Linked DNA regions of Homo sapiens: region 1 is linked to region 2. Evidence: chromatin loops called from intact Hi-C (ENCODE). Cell type or tissue: B cell. All regions are shown on one strand. Links, peaks and the distances in the headings refer to the core of each region. The heading gives the core; the rest is flanking DNA.

Region 1 (10,066 bases), core at 2,655-7,654, 110 kb after region 2:
ACACCTGTAATCCCAGCACTTTGGGAGGCCGAGGCGGGCGGATCACGAGGTCAAGAGATCGAGACCATCCTGGCTAACACGGTGAAACCCCATCTCTACTAAAAATACAAAAAATTAGCCGGGCGTGGTGGCGGGTGCCTGTAGTCCCAGCTACTCGGGAGGCTGAGGCAGAATGGCATAAACCCGGGAGGCGGAGTTTGTAGTGAGCTGAGATCGCGCCAGAGCGAGACTCCGTCTCATAAAAAAAACGATCTCTGTCTTCCTGTAGTTAGACAATAAAAATTCCTTCATTTAGGACCTACTGTCTCTGAATCTGTACTCCTGTGGGCATTCGAAATTGAGATTTACCTATTAAGTCAAGAATTACAGTAAGCAAGAAAGAAGCCAAAAGCCCTCTTCAAATGCTTAGTCACATGGTTTGCCATTTTTTTTAATATGTTAATTACAAACTACTGATCCATACCTACTCAATTAGCTTTTAAGCACTGAAAAGTACTTTGTTCAACATACTTGCACATATTCCACTGTGTGCCTGGTTTATGGCTTTTGAATAAACAAATAGGTGTTTTCATACTTCCAGGCAAAGCCAGCAGTGGGGCTTGGGTGGGGGCAGAGGGTGGCGTGTATGTGTCTGCGTGTTTAATCACAGCGAAGTATAATACACAACTGCCTCTCTGAAATTTACAAAAATGCTCAGACAACCTCAATTAAGCTGATTTCTAAAATACGCAGACAAAAGGAAACATCCTCAAAGTTTCTGTAAACGGTTTTTGAGCCCACAGCTGAGCCTCTCCACCAGTCTGGAATTTACTAGCTACTCAAAATAACAGGAACATCCTAATATTGCCTCTTACAGCTCAAAAGTAAGGCTTTTAGATCAGCCAAGGGGGCTAAGAAACCTCACATGCATGAACACAGAAAATACACTTGTAAAAATATACTGGGCAAGTGGGCTTGTACACACGTGTTGGGATCAAGGGTACAACACGGCATTTCTCTCTCATGCCAAAGATCCAAATATGATGTTTATCGAAGCTTCCCAAAGCCAAGCTCAAACTCTATTAATGTGAATCTTGGGGGAAAAAATCAGAGTACCTTTATCTAGATTTTTTAAAACGGTGTGAACACTGCCAAGAGCTCATAATAAAAAGAGTACAGAACTCCAAGTCAAAAGGTCTGAATGCCAAGTCTGTCTTTTACCAACTGCCACTTCCTAACCTGGCCGCAAATCACAAATTCTGAACCTCCCATGTCCCCAGCTGAAAAATCAAGATGATGGAAATAGTAACTGCTTGTTGGAGCTCAAGGAGCTGCTGTGAGAGCCGATCATGTATCTCATGTGAGAGCACCTGAAAAATCATAAAGCACACGTGAACATCAATTATTGGCTAGCACAGGCATTTTTGATTTAGGAGCTTGAGAAAGAGGGAGTCAAAAAAAGAACACAGTTTTTTTGCACTTTTATGTTTCTTGGTTGTGTTCTGGTGTTGGAGGTTATTTTTGTGGGGTGAAAAGCTGCCTCGTTGGTTTCGGTTAACCTAGACCTTTCTTCACCTGCATCCCTTGGATAACTGTTTGCTGCTGGTTAAGAATCCTCTCTCAGTTAAGAGCCAGACGCAGCGGCTCACACCTGCAATCCCAGCACTTTGGGAGGTCATGGTGGGTGGATCACAAGGTCAGGAGATCAAGACCAGCATGGCCAATATGGTGAAACCCCGTCTCTACTAAAATTACAAAAAAAAAAAAAATTAGCCAGGCGTGGTGGTGCATGCCTGTAGTCCCAGCTACTCTGGAGGCTGAGACAGGAGAATTACTCGAACCCGGGAGGCGGAGGTTGCAGTGAGCCAAGATTGCACCACTGCACTCCAGCCTGGGCAACAGAGAAACACTCAAGAAAAAAAAAAAAAAAGGCCAGGCGCGGTGGCTCACGCCTGTAATCCCAGCACTCTGGGAGGCTGAGGTGGGCGGATCACGAGGTCAGGAGATCGAGACCATCCTGGCTAACACGGTGAAACCCCATCTCTACTAAAAATACAAGAATTAGCTGGGCATGGTGGCGGGTGCCTGCAGTCCCAGCTACTCCGGAGGCTGAGGCAGGAGAATGGCATGAACCTGGGAGGCGGAGCTTGCAGTGAGCAGAGATGGTGTCACTGCACTCCAACCTGGGCGACAGAGAAAGACTCCGCCTCAAAAAAAAAAAAAAAAAGAATCCTCTCTTGAACAGAACGGTATCAGGTCAACTGGATGATGAATAAATGATGGAGAACCCTGGCCCATATGATCCAATAAACCATCTTCCTGCTCCAGAAGGTTGCTGCAAGGCATGTCAGCCTAAATAGAAGAGGATCCATTTTTGTTCATTTTTATGTATTTATTTTGTTTTATTTATTCATTTATTTTGAAACAGAGTCTTGCTCTATCACCCAGACTGGAGTGCAGTGGTGCGATCTTGGCTCACTTCAACCTTCATCTCCTGGGTTTAAGCGATTCTGCTGCCTGAGCCTACAGAGTAGCTGGGATTACAGGTGCCCGCCACCATGCCCAACTAATTTTTGTATTTTTAGTAGAGACAGGGTTTTGCCACATTAGCCAGGCTGGTCCCAAACTCCTGACCTCAGTTGATCCACCCGCCTTGGCCTCCCAAAGTGCTGGGATTACAGACGTGAGCCACCGCGCCCGGCCCCATTTTGAAATAACATATCTCACCTTATAGAATTTTAGGATACTGCAGCCGAAGAACACAAAAACCAACTTATATTTTTGTGACTTTCCATCAATTCCATTTGAGGATTAGAGGTGGAAAAGAGGTAGAAACAGTTTGGCAGTTCTTTATTAAGCACAGAGTCCTCATACAATCTAGTAATTCCACTCCTAGCTAGAGACCCAAGAGAACTGAAAACATGTCCCACAAAAAAACTTGTACACCAATGTTTGTCACAGCATTATTCACAATAGCTAGAAAGTATAACCAATTCACATGTCCATCCACTGATGGACAGGTAAAACGTGGCATATCGGGATAATGGAATATTATTCAGCCATGAAAAGGAATGAAGTGCTGATGCATGTTACAATACAGATAAACCTCGAAAACATTACACTAAGTGAAATAAGCCAGACACAAAAGGCCAGATATCATGTAACATTATTCTGTTTCTATGAAATGCCTAGAATAGGCAAATCCACAGAGACAGAAATCGATTAGTAGTTGTTGGTTGTTAGGGGTAAGGAGATGGGGTGAATGGGGAGTGACAGCTAACAGGGAAGGGGTTTCTTTCTGAGGTGATGGAAGTGTTCTGCAGTTAGTGAATATATTAGAATACTACACAGTGAATATACTATAAACCACTGAACTGTATACTGTAGAGAGCTGAGTTTTACGTTATGTGAATAACATCTCAATAAAGAAAAAAATATTAACTATTTTTTAAAGACCTAGAAATAGTGGTTAACCAACTAATCAGGAATTAAAAGGGCAGCATACCAGGTGATGACTCATTCACCAACTCCCAAGAGGAAGTGTGGTTGTGACATTTACGTTGATTTCATCTGACCTCCAACCTCAAACCCCAGGCACTCTCTTGCACACTTCAACTTTCCGTTTTCCTTTCTCCCTTCCGCCCATTCCCCTTTGACTCTTTCCTTTTCTTCCTCTCCTTTTCTTCTCTTTCTTTCTTTCTCTCAACTGGTTAAGTACACACACACACACACACACACACACACACACACACAAAGTGTAAATGGATACAGTGAAGGTAGTGGGCTTTTGAAATGTAACTTTTCTCCTTGCCTATAGAAGTTGTTGAATGAACACCTATGAGAGGCAGCAAATTGGAGTCATCTGGACTCAGTAATGAGGCTGTTACATTTCTTTTTTTTTTTTTTTTAGACAGGGTCTCACTCTCTTGCCCAGACTGGAGTGCAGTGGCACGATCTCGGCTCACTGCAACCTCTGCCTCACAGGCTCAAGCAATTCTCCTGCCTCAGCCTCCCGAGTAGCTGGGATTACAGGCATGCATCACTACCGCCCAGCTAATTTTATATTTTTAATACAGACAGGGTTTCACCATGTTGGCCAGGCTGGTCTCGAACTCCTGACCTAAAATGCTCCACCCACCTCGGCCTCCCAAGCTGCTGGGATTACAGGCGTGAGCCACCGCACCTGGCCAAGGCTGTTAAATTTCATTCAATCCAGGCATCATCATGGTGTGACCATAAGTGAGCAAGTCACTTTACTTCTGTGCCTCAGTTTCCCCACCTGTAAAATGGGGACAATAGTAGAACCTAACGCATGAAGTTGTTGTTAGGATTAAAAAGAATAGAACAAAGCTTGACACCCAGCAAGTGCTCTACAAAAAAGTAGAAGCCTGTGAACTGAGGCTGGTTCTGAGGTTCCCTGGACCTGACTTAAAAGCATATTTCCAGATGTCAGACTTCTTCTTTTTTTAAGTTTGGTTATTTTTTTTTAGAGATGGGGTCTTGCTCTGTTGCCCAAGCTGATTTCAAACTCCTGGGCTCAAGTGGTTCTCCTGCCTCAGCCCTGCTAGTAGCTGGGACTATAGGCACAGGCCAACATACCAAGTTAAAGGGTTTCGTTTGCTTGTTTTTGTTTTTGTTTTTTTTTTAAATACTTGTCACTGATGAAGCTCAGATGAAGCCTCTTTTAAGTATTGTTTTCTAACAATACTGTTTTCTAACAAAACTGTCACATGTTCATTTTTCTTGGTGATATTTTATCTTGTTATTAAATATTATTCTACGTCATTTAATGACAGCATTTAATGTGATTATAAGAGTCTATCATCAATCTACGTACCTACCTACCATCTATCTATTTATTTACAGATAGGGCCTCACTCTGTCATCCAGGCTGGAGTGCAATGGCATGATCATGGCTCACTGCAACCTTGACATCCTTGGCTCAAGTGAGTCTCCCACCTAAGCCTCCTGAATAGCTAGGGCTACAGGTGTACACCACCATGCCCAGCTACTTTTTTTATTTTTTACAGAGAAAGGGTTTCCCTAATGTTGCCCAAGCTAGTCTTGAACTCCTGGCTTCAAGCGCTCCTCCTGCCTCGGCCTCCCAAAGTGCTAGGATTACAAGCACGAGCCACCATAACCCAACCTAAATAAAGTTTTCCAGTTTTGACTTTTACTTCTGACACCCTTTCAGTTTCCCTTTGTTAATGGAAGAAGAGAGAGAATCACTGCTGCATTCCAAAATGGAAGGAAAAGAGAGCCAGGACTTTCAGTTGCCAGTGGCAGAAATCCAATCCACAAGTTTAAGCCAACACAAAGGAGGATTTATCAGCATGCATCACTGGAGTTCAGTGATGCCTGGTTCCAGGGACTCACACAATGTCTACAGGACATCTTCTCTCACCTCTGACTGGCTGTCACGTGTAGGTGGACTCTGCCCCAACTAGAGAGCCACTGGTAACTTCCTCCCAACTTAGCAACGTATCTTGGTTGACAAGCCCCACCAAAGTCACATGGCGGGGTGAGAATAGGGAAGTTCCCCGAAAAGATGGGAGATAGAACATTATGACAGGCAGATCAAAACAGAAGCTGTACCAATCCACTTTAGTCAGCAATCGACTCCCCAAGAGAATCTTATTGAGGAACGATTCTGTGCTCAGCACCGTCTAAGGCATGCAGGCGGAACACAGAAGGATTCATCACAATACCTTGACTTTGTAAAGCATCACTTCCCAGTGAAGAATTGACTGTGCGTGCATTAGCTCTTAACCCTTAGAGTTCCCAGTACTTAGCTTAATTTCACACATGACAAAAGGAGACCCACCTAGACCGAGTGACTCATTCAAGGTCACACAGCCAAGATGTGACTCCAGATAGACATTCCCCCAGTCCAGTGCCTCGTCCACTGCTGCCGTGTGCAAGGGGCCATGTTAAACATGACGGTGGAGAGCAAGATGGCAGAGGAGGAGACGCAGCCTTCAAGGCCTCTCTATATTAACATAAATGCTCCAATCTGTCAATTCAGGGTGGCATGTGCAGGTGCCGCTTAGGTGCCTCCTCCCAAGGAAGACAAGGCCCTGAGAGCTGAAGATGAGCAAGAGTTTCTAGAGGAGGACTTTGCAGGATGCAGGGAGATGGTGAGGAGGGCCAGACAGGCCAAGCAAGGGTAGGTGCGTGGCCATTTCTTACACTTCTTCAGAAATCAATGAGAAACCTGGCTGGGCACAGTGGCTCACACCTGTAATACCCAGCACTTTGGGAGGCGGGTGGATTATCTGAGGTCAGGAATTTGAGACCAGCCTGACCAACATGGTAAAACCCCATCCCCACTAAAAATACAAAAAAAAAAAAAAAAAAAAATTAGCTGGGCATAGTGGCGGGCACCTGTAATCCCAGCTACTCAGGGTAGCTTAGGCAGGAGAATTGCTTGAACCCAGGAGGAGGAGGTTACACTGAGCCAAGATCACGCCATTACACTCCAGCCCAGGTGACACGGCAAGCCTCCGTCTCAAAAAAAAAACACTGGGCGTGGTGGCTCACGCCTGTAATCCCAGCACTTTGGGAGCCCGAGGTAGGCAGATCACGAGGTCAGGAATTCAAGACCAGCCTGGCCAAGAGACCAGCCTGGCCAATATGGTGAAACCCCATCTCTACTAAAAATACAAAAATTAGCCGGGTGTGGTGGCGGGTGCCTGTAACCCAGCTACTTGGGAGGCTGAGGCAGGAGAATTGCTTGTACCCAGGGGGCACAGGTTGCAGTGAGCTGAGATCATGCCACTGCACTCCAGCCTGGGTGACAGAGTGAGACTCTTTGACTCACAAAAAAAAAAAAAAAAAGAAATCAATGAGAAACCTGAAGCCTGACTGGCTGGAACAGAAGGAATCCGTAAGAAATGAGTAGAAGAATAAAATAATAATGTTTTTTAAATTAGTATTGTTCTTTTAAATTATTTACATGTATTAAATCATTCATTTACTTTTCCTATTTTATGAAATAAGTCCCACTATCATGCCCATTTTACAGATGAGGAAATTGATGTACCAAAAGGTTTGAGCAACTTCCTGCAGGTCAGAGTGACCAAGCAGGCCAGGTGAGGTGGCTCATGCCTGTAATCCCAGCATTTTGGGAGGCCAAGATGGGAGGATCACTTGAGGCCTGGAGTTCAAGACCGGCCTGGGCAACATAAAAAGATTCATCTCTATAAAAACAACAAGTTTTAAAATGTAATTTAGCTGGGTGTGGTGGTATGCACCTGTAGTCCCAGCTACTTGGAAGGTTGAGGCAGGAGGACTGCTTGAGCCCAGGAGTTTGAGGTAATAAACACAATAATAATGTAATCTGGATCTATAATTCCAAATAATTTCATCATGGGACATGGTAGAGAAAAGATAGAAAGGAAAGTAAAAATATGCTGAGACTCTTGCCTTTTTGGCAAATAGAATATAAATGCTGGTTAACTGTAGTCTTTGATTAAAATATATATTAAAATATACATATTAAAAATTCACACAGGCCAAACTGGGTCTGATGGCTCATGCCTGTAATCCAGACAGTTTGGGAGGCCGAGGCAGGAGGATCACTTGAGCTCAGGAGTTTAAGACCAGCCTGGGCAACATAGAGAGACCTTGTCTCTACAAGAAATAAAATTAAAAATTTAGCCAGGCATGGTAGCAAACATCTGTGGTCTCAGCTACTCAGGAGGCCAAGGTGGGAGGATTGCTTGAACCCAGGAGGTCGAGACTGCAGTTAGCAGTGATCATGCCACTGCACTCCAGCTTAGATGACAGGGTGAGGCCTTGTCTCAAGAAAAACAAAAAAAAAAAATTCACAGGCCAGGCATAGTGGCTGACGCTTGTAATCCCATCACTTTGGGAGGCTGAGGCCAGAGGATCACTTGAGGCCAGGAGTTTGAGACCAGCCAGGGCAGTATAGTGAGACTGCCGCCCAACCGCCCATCTCTATTTTTCAAAAAGAAAGAAAGAAAAACAGAGTGACTGAGCAGAGATTCAAAACTCAGTCCAAACCCACTGGTTTCCCTGTGCTCTTAACAACTGTATCATGCTGTCTATGGGTGATGCTCCCCAGCCAGCTAGAAAACACCTTCACTATAGGTGAAAAGTGGTGCTCACTGCACTGTGTTCAGGAAAAGTGTGTCCTGGAGAAACGCTTCATAAAGGTGGAGCTACCATTACCCCAATCCCCAACCCCAGGCTACACACACACACACACACACACACACACACACACACACACACAAAACCCATGTCCACAGTCTGCATGGGAACCTCCATCCCTAAATCCTACTAAACCAATAACTCTTTTTTTTTTTTTGAGACAAAGTCTCACTCTTGTCCCCCAGTCTGGAGTGCAGTGGCACGATCTCGGCTCACTGCGACCTCCGCCTCCCGGGTTCAAGCGATTCTCCTGTCTCAGCCTCCCGAGTACCTGGGATTACAGGTGCGTACCAACACACCCAGCTAATTTTTTGTATTTTAAGTAGAGATGGGGTTTCACCATGTTGGCCAGGCTGGTCTCGAACTCCTGACCTCAGGTGATCCACCCATCTCGGCCTCCCAAAGTGCTGGGATTACAGGTGTGAGCCACCGTGCCCGGCCACCAATAACTCTTTTTAAGACAAGAAATATTAAAGTAAAAACAATTCCTCTCCCTCCACTTCCCTTCTCCCAAGACTCTTCCTTCTGATAGCCATGTTTTCAGGCTCACCCCCAGCTCTGCCCTATTCAGAAACCAAAGGTCCTCATAAAAGTATTTGTAATAATGTGTGAATGACTCGTGAGCTTCAAATAACTGTCTCTGCAGCAAATGGCCAGCCTCCAAATAGAAGCTAGTTCAAGCCAGTTTCCTTGGCTCATTTCCCACCGCTATGTCAGGGATCAATTTAGACCATGGCCTCCCTCCCATTTTCTCTTCCCTGGCGGTACCATTCTTCTGGTCCTCCCACTCCCATCCCAAAACTGGTCCACTCAGTCCTCTCCTGTTCAGAGGCAGCCTTCATGACAGTGTCGGAGACCCTAAGGGTTAAATATACAGCAGTGGTTTAAAGTTTTACCTGTATTTACTCATTTGATCCTTAAAATAACCCTAAGAGACATGTATTATAATGGTCCTATTTCCAGATGAGAAATCTGAGATACAGAAAGGTTATGTAATCTGCCCAGGGACTCACAGCTAGTAAGTAGTACAGCTGGCATTGACACCCCGCACTCTCTGAACCACTATGCCACACAGGCATGGATGAGCAACCCTCACCAAGAGTCAGGTTCGAAGGGAATACATTCTCTTCCAACCATGCAACTGACTTCCTTACTTGTTCCATTGCCCCAGCCTAGAGACGAGATTCTCTAACTCCGACCTAGCTTCTTTCCCAACTCTGACTTTTTCTTCTTGCTCCACCCATCCTTAGCTCCGCCACAATGTCCCTCTCTTTCCATCACTTTTTTGGTCCTTGATAATATTTCCTTCGTAAGCAGATTTCTCCAAACCTCTACCCTGGGGAGCCCATTCTGGCATTCCACCTCCTAAACCCATGTTCCTGCAAAGTGTCTCTGTTGTCCTAGCCCTCCATGCCACAGCCATGGGTGCCCTTCGCCTGTTTCTTGACTCAAGCCAGGCAGGAGGAGGATCTTTATGAACAAGATCCCCCACCCCATATGTCTGCATTTAATTTCAGATCAGTTCCTAGGCCAAAGCTCTCTTCCAAACTCGTCAAGAGAAGTTTTAAATATATTCTCCCAGAGCAAATAATTTTGTGTTTTAACATGGGACAAAGCTCTAGAAACATCTCTGGGCTGGTGACTCTCCACTTGCCTGTCGGGAGCTAGCTTTGGCCCTTCTCCTGCAGCTCCTGCACCAGAAGGCTGACCCACAGGGACTCCAGGGACCCTCGCACCCTCTGGCTACAGTGAAAGACAATTTGGCCACTGAAAGTCATAGGTAGGAGATGAAGGTTCATGAGGAAAGCGAGGTTGGGGTATTTTCACCAGTTCCCTCCTAGCAGGCTGCAGGCTGCAGGCTGGGGTTGGGAGTAGCAGTGGCTTCTTTAGAGCAGTCGGCCCCCTCCTGCTG
Region 2 (10,066 bases), core at 2,781-7,780:
AAAGCCAGATAGGTGGGTAGAATCCAAGTTTCTTACTTGGAAAAAGTTACATGGAGGAAGCAAGGTTTGGACTCCATTAAAATCACATCACCACTCTGCTTCTCCATCACACAGCTCCAACTACGAAACTGCTCCCCAGGTAACTAGGGGAGCCAAGACTTCCTTTCTCTCCAAGACATCCTTCATAAATCTTTCTCCTCCTCCCATCCGCTTTTCCTGATCTCTCACACAATGACCCACGTCTTTTTTTTTTTTCCTCCCTGCTCATGCCTTGGATCTGTGAAAGGTGCCCCCTAGCACACAGGGTCCCCAGACCACCACAGCTCAGCAGTTAGACCCCAAATCTCAGTTTTCAGAGCTGCCTCTTTACCATGGCACAGTCATTTTAGAAACATGCAGAGAAAAGCAAACTGGAGCATACATCTGCAGGCAAGAAAAATCAATTCTTACCATCAGAGAACAGCTAACCTTCTCTGGGGGCTGCTACCTCAGAGGAGAGTCTTGGGTCCTGCCTGAAGCCCTCAGACTCAGCACCAAGACTCCGCCGGCTTCCTCTTCATGGCAGCCTCTCCGGGAAATGGGGCTGAGGCAAGTCGCTAGCCCAGGGCCAGTGTTCTGGGCACCCCAGCGGAGGTTCCTGTGGCTTTGCTCATTGCTGTTCTTTCACAAAGAACCCACTACATTGCATAGTTCCTTCCAAATCCGCTCCAGTGCTTGCTGGGAAATTAACAACTTGTTCTGGACTTTCCAGATGCAATGTTTCTGGAGGCCTTTCTTTTTTTCCCACTCTCCCTCTTTTTCCCCTTTCTCAGCTAAAAAACGTTGGCTGAGGTCACAACAAACAATGGCCAAGCTTGTGTCACTGAGCAGATGCCTCCCACCCCCAGGCCTGTGGACAAGGGCAGCTTTGTCCACTGTGTTTTAGGCGGGACTTCCTGGGCCTGCCCAAGCCCTGCTGGAGAATGTTTTGGCCAACTTCCTCCCAACCCTAAGTCACAGCTCTGGTCCTGGCCCCGGCCCCGGCCCCAGCTGTGTGAACCCAAGGCCAGATAAAAACCAACATAAAAAGAACGGAGAATGTTCCCCCAAAGAACCACTGTGTGGAAAGCTGGTGCCTCCAGAGGGGCGAGATGAAGGTCTCTTGCCTTCACTCTGCCCTCGCCACCATCAAACCTGGACAGATAACGAACAAAGACAGGCTCATGTGAGGTCTCCACTGAAAGGGGCCTGAGGATCACAAAGTCATTAGTTACAAGTGGAGAAAGGATTGGACCCCAAGAGCAATACTGCAGCCACCAACTAAATGAGCTTGGGCAGGGCTTGGATCCTTCATGAATATATCCTATCACTCCGTTTAGAAAGGTTTTTGGAGCAGCTGACTATTTAGCACTCAAAATGCCGCATATTTCTGTGTTTGCTTTCAGATGCAAACCTTTGGGGTTTTAGGAACTGATTCTTTATATAGAATTAAATATGGTTTTCTAGAGAAACCAAGATCCTGAGGACCGAGTGGTTCCCTATTAAGCAAATGGATAAACTTATTTATGAAGAGGTTTCAATGCCAGCTCCTTGGGTCGGGGGAAGAAAATAAGTACAATCGTCTAAGGATGGAGTCAGACCAGAGCTAAGCTGTTGTTTTACTACATACTAGCTCCAAGACCCTGGGCAACGGCTCCAGCTTCAATTTCTCCAAGTGTAAAATGCAGATGATCACAGTATCTTTCTCAAAAGATTGCTGTGAGAGATTAAAGGGGGTGGGGGTGGGGCATCCATGTAAACATTTCACCTAGTGGACGAAGTAAATGCTCAATGAAAGCTAGGATTTTTGTTGTTACTATCACCAGTGGCTGAAAGGTAGGCACTGCAGTTACCCCGGGTCCAAAAAGAGTCCAGACTGAACAATAAAAAGCAAACAGCCCAATTTAAAAAAATGAGCAAAAGATATTCCTCCAAAGAAGATATAAAAATGACCAATAAGCACATTTAAAGATGCTCAATATCACTAATCATGAGGGAAATGCAAATCAAAACTACAGTGAGATATTAGCTCACACCCATTAGGACAGGTTCTTAAAAAAAAAAAACCAGACAAGGCCAGGCACAATGGCTCATGCCTGTAATCCCAGCACTGTGGGAGGCCAAGACGGGTGGATCACTTGAGGCCAGGAGTTCAAGACCAACCCGGCCAACGTGGTGATACCCCGTCTCTACTAAAAATACAAAAATTAGCCAGTCGTGGTGGTGTATACCTGTAGTCCCAGCTACTTGGGAGGCTGAGGCAGGAGAATCCAGGAGGCGGAGGGTGCAGTGAGCTAGGATCACACCACTCTCACTCCAGCCTGGGCAACGGAGCAAGGCTCTGTCTCAAAACAAACAAATAAACAAATATCAACAAAACAGAAAAGAACAGGTACTAGTAAGGATTGAGAACTGTTGGAACCCTTGTGCCCTTCTGGTGGGAATGTAAAATAGTACAGCCCCTGTGGAAAATAGTGTGTTAATTCTTCAAAAAAATTAAACAAAGAATTGCCATATGGTCCAGCAATTCCATTAATAGGTATATACCAAAAAGAACTGAAAGCAGAGTCCTGAAGGGAGGGTCTTGCTGCCTGTTCATGGCAACATTATTCACAAGAGCCAGAAGGTGGAAACAATGCAAGTCGTAGTAAAATAAACACAATAGAATATTACTCAGCCTTAAGAAGGAAGGAATTTTTTTTTTTTTTTTTTTTTTGAGACGAAGTCTTGCTCTGTCACCCAAGCTGGAGTGCAGTGGCGCAATCTCGGCTCACTGCAAGCTCCGCCTCCTGGGTTCAAGCGATTCTCCTGCTTCAGCCTCCCAAGTAGCTGGGACTACAGGTGCGCACCACCATGCCTGGCTAATTGGAAGGAAATTTTGACATATGCAACCATGTGGATGGACCTTAAGGACATTATGCTCAGTGCAACAGCCAGACACAAAGGGACAAATACCATTTGCTTCACTTCTATGAGGCACCTAGAGAAGTCAAATTAATAGCGACAGGTTGCAGAATGGAGGTGACCAGGTGCTGTGGGCAGGGAATGATGGGAAGTTTGTGTTTAATGGGTCCAGAGTGTCACTGGTGCAAGATGGAAGCATTCTGGAGATTAATGGTGGTGATGATGGCTGCACAAACACGTGGGTATACTCAAAGCCACTGAACTATACATTTAAAACTGATGGAGATGGTGGATTTCATGTCATGCATATTTTGCCATGATTAAAAAAAAAAAGCCCCCAAGACCCACAGAGATAGTTTAGATCAAAAGACCCTGTGACCCATAAGCCGCTTCATGAGATACACCACCTCAGGCTCTCCATGTACACCCAGAGGGAAGCTGCCCCAGCCTCTTGGCAATGGTGAAGAGAAAGCCCACCTAGAAGATGAGGGTGGGACCAGGGACGGTGGCTCACGTCTGTAATCCCAACACTTTGGAAGGCTGAGGTAGGTGGATCATTTGAGGTCAGGAGTTCGAGACCAGCCTGGCCAACATGGCGAAAACCCATCTCTACTAAAAATACAAAAAATTGGCTAGGCATGGTGGCGGGCGCCTGTAATCCCAGCTACTCAGGAGGCTGAGGCAGGAGAATTACTTGAACCCGGGAGGCAGAGGTTGTAGTGAGCCAAGATCATGCCACTGCACTCCAACCTGGACGTCAGAGTGAGACCCTGTCTCAAAAATAAATAAATAAATAAAGACGACGAGGCTGGCCACCTATAGCAGGACTCACTCACCATGGCTCGTCTTGCGTTCAATCTTGGGGAGACCGAGGTGACACAGCCAGCATCCTAATGTCAATCGAGGGATTTTCCGTTTAGGGGTGTGGCACCCTCTGGGGCTCCCAGAGGGGGTGACAATGTGCCTTTCCCTTGGACATATCAATTCCTTCTGTGTCCGCATCCCACCTTCCTGGTCTTTTCTCTTACATGCCTGACAGCAGGGCCCATCTCTTCCTTCCTAAAGTTACTGACGTGGCTGCTGGGGGGACTCTTCCTCCCTCTCTAATTGCTGGGTTTCAATCTGCTGCAGGAGTGGCTGTGAGGATCTTGTACTGAGCACTCACTTTGGACCAGGCGCTGTTCTATGCTTCACATGTTTCATGTCACTTAATCCCTCTAACAAACCAAAAAGGAAAATTCTATGATCGCCCTCATTTAACAGAGGAAAACAGAGGCTCCTGCGAGAGATTGGGCAGGATGGGTCAGAAGAACAAGCCACAGGGGCAATATTCTAGGCCATGGGGCCAGCCTGAGCCAAGGTGAGAGAGAAACCGTGTGGGTAGAGGCTGTGGGGGAAAAGCAGGTGGATCCATTCATTAGAGTTTAAGAGGCATGGGAGGTGAGAAATATAGTAGTGAAGGATGGCATCAGATCATGGGAGGCCATGAGGACACCAAGAACTAAGAAATTTCGATTCTATAAAGGAGAAGAAACCATCAGTGGATTCTGAGCCAGGGAGAAGTCACAATCAGGGCTGTGCTTTGTAGAAATCATCATGATACCAGGGTATAAAAAGGTCAAATGTGAGGGAGAAACTAGAGGGAGGAAACCGGCTATAGAATCCCCCCCACCTTCTTTCTCTCTCCCCCCTCTCACCCATCATAAAAACAAGAGAAAGGCAATGCTCAAGCCTACACTTGCAAAATGGTCCCAAACCAGCCATGAAGAGGAGGCAAGAGCATCACATCCAGCGGTGGGGAGTCCCCCACCGGCAGCTGAGTTATTTGCATCTTCTCTCTGCAGTGTGGGAGGAGAGGCCGGGTGACGAATCCACACACTCGCTTTTGAGGTCAGACATGCTACAGAAATAGACAGGACCAAGATACTTTTCTGTTCTTGGAGATGGGCTCTCACCCATAAGAAGGTAAAAGCGGGCCGGGCACGGTGGCTCACACCTGTAATCCCAACACTTTGGGAGGCCGAGGCAGGTGGATGACCTGAGGTCAGGAGTTTGAGACTAGCATGGCCAACATGGCAAAACCCCACCTCTACTAAAAATACAAAAATTAGCCAGGCGTGGTGGTGTGCGCCTGTAATCCCAGCTACCAGGGAGGCTGAGACAGGAGAATTGCTTGAACTCAGGAGGCAGAGGTTGCAGTGAGCCAAGATCGTGCAGCTGCACTCCGGCCTGAGTGACAGAGCAAGACTGCCTAAAAAAAAAAAAAAAAAAGAAGAAGGTAAAAGCAAAACTTCATTTGAACCTAGATGGCCAAGACCTTCACCTTCAGTCCTTACAGGTTTGTGAAATTAAAATGGCCATGAAAGCTTTCATAGCCTGTGACTCCTCAGTTTTGTAACAGCAAAGAGGGGACAGTTTTGATGCTGTTAAACATTAACAGCCGTCTCCGACACCACTTTGACATTGCATCACACAGACGAACAGATACAATCACAGACAACAATGCATCACTCCAGGCAACACACAGAAATCACTGTCATTGCAAATCCCAGTAGGGCCCCCAGCCAAGGGCAAGGGACCTTTCCGGGCCATTACAAACCAGGAGGCTGATCTGCTGTGGCCTGACCTCAGCAGAACACACTAGTCCTGCAGACATTTAATTCTTTAGGATTCCCCAAAGTTAATCTCTCAGAGTATGGAAGACTCACGAATACATTCTAAGGGTTTACTGTTTGGGTTCATCCTAGCATCTCAATCCAGAAGTCACTTTGGTTTTCCTTTATTAACCATCCTTAGTGATTAGCGTTGGCCGTGAAAAACACGCTACTGGTCTCTCCTTGTGGCCTCTGCAAATAGATAGGTTGCTACATATGAAGCCACACACACGAACGGCAGACAGCAGAGAATCCGTGATCCCAAAGCAAAAAGACTGATGATATTTCCACCAACCTGAGTTTTCCTGAGTTCAACGGCATCAGATAAGACCAACCCTCTTATTATTTTTTTCGTTTCAGTCAAGTTGAAAACTGTCAACCAAAATAGGCCTTATTTGCTGTAGGCCCTTGTCCTCTGTAGGATGAATTGGGTTGTCTTAAAATGATAATTAATAGGCCGAGCACGGTGGCTCATGCCTGTAATCCTAGCACGTTGGGAAGCCAAGACGGGCAGATCATGAGGTCACGAGTTCAAAACCAGCCTGGCCAATATTGTGAAATCCTGTCTCTATTAAAAATACGAAAATTAGCTGGGCGTGGTGGCACGTGCCTGTAGTCCCAGCTACTTGGGAAGCTGAGGCAGTAGAATCACTTGAACCTGGGAGGCAGAGGTTGCAGTGAGCTGAGATAGTGCCACCGCACTCCGGCCTGGGTGACAGAGCGAGACTCCGTCAAAAAAAAAAAAAAAAAAAAAAAGATAATTAATAAGAAAACACATCTGGGTAGGGTGATGACTCACTTTTGTAACTGCTTCACAGTCATGAACGGAAAAATTATTCATCAGCCCAAGCAGTCTCTAGGGTACAGGGTCTCAGGGACGCCCCCTTCCTCCATACGTGGCCCCCTGTCTGCATGATCAATCAACCAACTAATAGTTACTAACTACCCTTTCCTGAATCCTGTGTGGGATGCAGGCAGGTATTGTATGTAGGACCTGACTCCTAAAATTCGGAAGCTAAGTCGCAAACATGGGCAAAAAAAAGGAATAAGTATCAAAGGAGTCTTCAACAGTGCCAAATGCTATGTGATAAGCTGGCAGACAATAAGAGCTTTCAGAATCCAGAGGAGGGCGAGGTCACTCTTGGCTGGGATGGTACAGGGAGGCTTCCCAAAAGATAAAGAACTTGCCTCACAGCAGGGATAAAAAACAAGGGCTTGACTGGAGCCCGAGGAACATGATGTACGAAGCAGAATAAGGTTTGATAAAGGACGGGACATAAGGAAATGAGAGACAGCGAAGTTGATTCGGAAGGAAATGACAGAAGTTCGAACCAGTAACTCGAAGAGATGTGGCTATGGTGACAGCCAGTTTAGGGGGATGCAGTAGAGTCTGTTGACCATGGATCCAAGTTCAAAGTGTTCGGTGGGGAGTAGGGGTGAGTCTGGCCCTTGGCACATGGAGCTGGAGCTGGAGGCATCTGCTCAGAGATGGTGGTGAGATCCTACAGGCTGACAAGGAGTTCACAGAGAAAGAAAGGACCTTGAGCTGAACCTTGGGGCATGCTCTTGCTTAAGCAGTGGGAGAAGAATTATTCTCCCCCAGCATGCCTCAGGCCCAATCCCTCCCTCTCCTGTGCCTTTCATTAGTGCATGCAACACCCCCAGGGCCCCTCTCCAAGACTTTCAAAGGCAAGAACCAGGTCTTCATCTTTTTCACCTCTAACCAGACTAGTGCTCAACACTCAGGGGCTACATGGGGAATGAACGATGTGAGTTCTGAGAATCAGGCAGAGAAACCAAATGAAGAGGGGGGATACAAGAAGAAATAAGTACAGCTGACCCTTGAACAACACGAGGGTTTAGAGGTGCTAACCCCCATCTCCCCATGTGGTTGAAAATCTGTACCTAACTTTTGACTCCCTCAAAAGTTAACTACTAACAACCTACTGCTGACTAGAAGCCTTAGCGATAACCTAAACAGTTGATAAACATGTATTCTGTATGTTATCCATATTACAGACTTTATTCCTAAAGTAAGCTAGAGAAAAATAAAATGTTAAGAAAATCATAAGGGGCCGGGCACAGTAGCTCACACCTATAATCCCAACACCTTGGGAGGCTGAAGTGGGAGGATGGCTTGAGCCCAGGAGTTCGAGACCAGCCTGGGCAGTCTGGTGAGTGAGAGCCCATCTCTACAAAAATAAGTGAAGATAAAAAATAAAAATAAATTAACCTGGCATGGTGCATGCCTGTAGACCCAGCTACTAGGCAGACTGAGGCAAGAGTATTCTTGAACCCTGGAAGTTGAGGCTGTAGTGAGCCAAGATTGCTCCACTGCACTCCAGCCTGGGCAACAGAGTGAGACCCTGTCTCTAAATAAATAAATAAAATCATAAGAAAGAGAAAATACACCTACAGTACTGTACTGTATTTACTGATGCCATAAGTTTACATCATCTGTTTAAAAGATGAAACCTTTGAAATGGTGGCAGCAGCAGCTGCAGACGTCAGTCTACGGTACCTGACAAGCAATTGAACTTTTTCTTGTAATGTCAGGACTTTTCTCTGCTTCTGGGGAATGCTTTCAGCATCACTAGTGGCACACTCTATGGGTCCCATGGTGTTATTCGAGGCTTATGGCATTGCACTAAACATGATGAAAAATACATAGAACAGTGAGGGCTTACATTTTACTGCGATACCCAATTTACTGGAGTGATGAACTGTTCATCCAGGGCTGATCAGCATCACATGACAAGCCGATGCTCTCAACACCTGAGCTCACTGCAATAACAACTAGGGGTGGCCATGAAGTTACTACAGTATATACTATGGCTAGTTTTATGCAGTTATGATTAATACTACATCTTTGCCTTTGTTTACATTTTGCTTAAATATGAATGGTGCCATACACAGTCTGAGTGTTTGTGTGGGTAAAATTTTAAAAATTTTAACTTTCTGTAGATTTGTATGTATTTTGTGGTAGTAAATGATAAACTAGTATCGAATATATTTTATGTATTCACGGCATGTCTAACATTTTCTAAATTTTTTTGGTATTTCTAGACTAGGTAGTCTGTCTTCAATTTTTTTCAAATTATCACAAATCTCCAAAAATATTTTCCAATATATTAATTGAAAAGAATCCACATATAAGTAGATCTGTGCAGTTCAAATCCATTGTCTGAGGGTCAACTGTAGTTAAGAGTGTCCGGCCAGGCGCGGTGGCTCACGCCTGTAATCCCAGCACTTTGGGAGGCCGAGGCGGGCGGATCATGAGGTCAGGAGATGGAGACCATCCTGGCTAACATGGTGAAACTCCATCTCTACTGAAAATACAAAAAATTAGCTGGGCATGGTGGTGGGCACCTGTAATCCCAGCTACTAGGGAGGCTGAGGCAGGAGAATCACTTCATCTTGGCAGTGAGCAGAGATCGTGCCACTGCACTCCAGCCCGGGCGACAGAGCGAGACTCCATCTCAAAAAAAAAAAAAAAAAAAAGTGTCCAAGTGAGATGCCAAAGAAAATGCTCGCTGAATACAGAAAGGGTGTGTCTCATTTATCTTGGAAAGAGAAATATGGAAGAGTGATGGGTGTAGACTTGGATCACAGGCACACAAGGACCTATGAGCATAGGATGCAAAGGGAAGCAAGATCTTTAGATAAGATGCCATTAAAGAAGAGAACAAGAAAGAGGACAGGCCATAGACTGTGGCTGGCTCCAGACCAAGGGCTGTGCTGGGCAGAGGGCTCCCGTGAGGTGACTGCAGCCAGTTTCTTGTACATATCATGGTAGAGTCCTAGGACCCTTATAAAATTTCTATGTGTCCCACCCCATAAAAGATTCCTAGTATTGGCCGGGTGTGGTGGCTCACGCCTGTAATCCCAGCATTTTGGGAGGCCGAGGCAGGTGGATCACCTGAAGTCAGGAGTTCAAGGCCAGCCTGGCCAACATGGTGAAACCCCGTCTCTACTAAAAATATAAAAATTAGCTGAGTGTGGTGGTGGTCGCCTGTAATCCCAGCTACTCAGCAGGCTGAGACAGGAGAATTGCTTGAACCCAGGAGACAGAGATTGCAGTGAGCTGAGATCGCGCCATTGCACTCCAGCCTAGGCGACAGAGTGAGACGCTATCTCAAAAAAAATTCCCAAGTATCAAGTGGACATATCAGAAACGGCACCCAGTTGAAAAGGCCTCCAAACAGCCCTGATTCTAAGAGATCCCACAGCTTGGTTTCCCCTTCCTGCAGTCATTCATATCCCACTGTGACACCTTGTTCCATCCATCACTGTGTACCAGCCGCACTATTATTTACTCAATATTTTTTTCGAACTGACTTATATCCCACTGAAATGTAGTCTGGCCCTAAGCAATAATATCTATGAAATCACAGATTTGATTTGGTTTCTTTCTACTACACACTAAAATAAATATAACTTTAAAACTGTCATCTCCACATGATCTAAAATTATCTCACGGATCCTTAGTT

What was found. Hi-C counts contacts between places; a loop is a spot of excess contacts. Peaks named below come from ENCODE experiments on the same cell type or tissue, not always from the same donor. Only the 100,000 strongest peaks of a DNase experiment are listed, where the experiment ranks them.
Region 1: a loop joins it to region 2, with 4 times the contacts of the local background. A loop is called at or near these places in 2 of 110 quality-filtered maps.

What each region holds. Positions count from the first base shown.
Region 1 is chr17:10,146,721-10,156,786 of GRCh38, forward strand. The region is part of intron 1 of GAS7 (growth arrest specific 7); the gene reads right to left. Among named protein-coding and RNA genes, the nearest start is that of GAS7, 47 kb to the right of the region's middle. In B cell, for the core only: no CTCF peak of the experiment used is centred there; DNase peaks (open chromatin) are centred at 3,551, 4,451 and 5,471; H3K27ac peaks cover 3,038 bases.
Region 2 is chr17:10,035,984-10,046,049 of GRCh38, forward strand. All of the region lies in intron 1 of GAS7 (growth arrest specific 7), which reads right to left. Among named protein-coding and RNA genes, the nearest start is that of RCVRN, 140 kb to the left of the region's middle. In B cell, for the core only: no CTCF peak of the experiment used is centred there; DNase peaks (open chromatin) are centred at 4,758 and 6,470.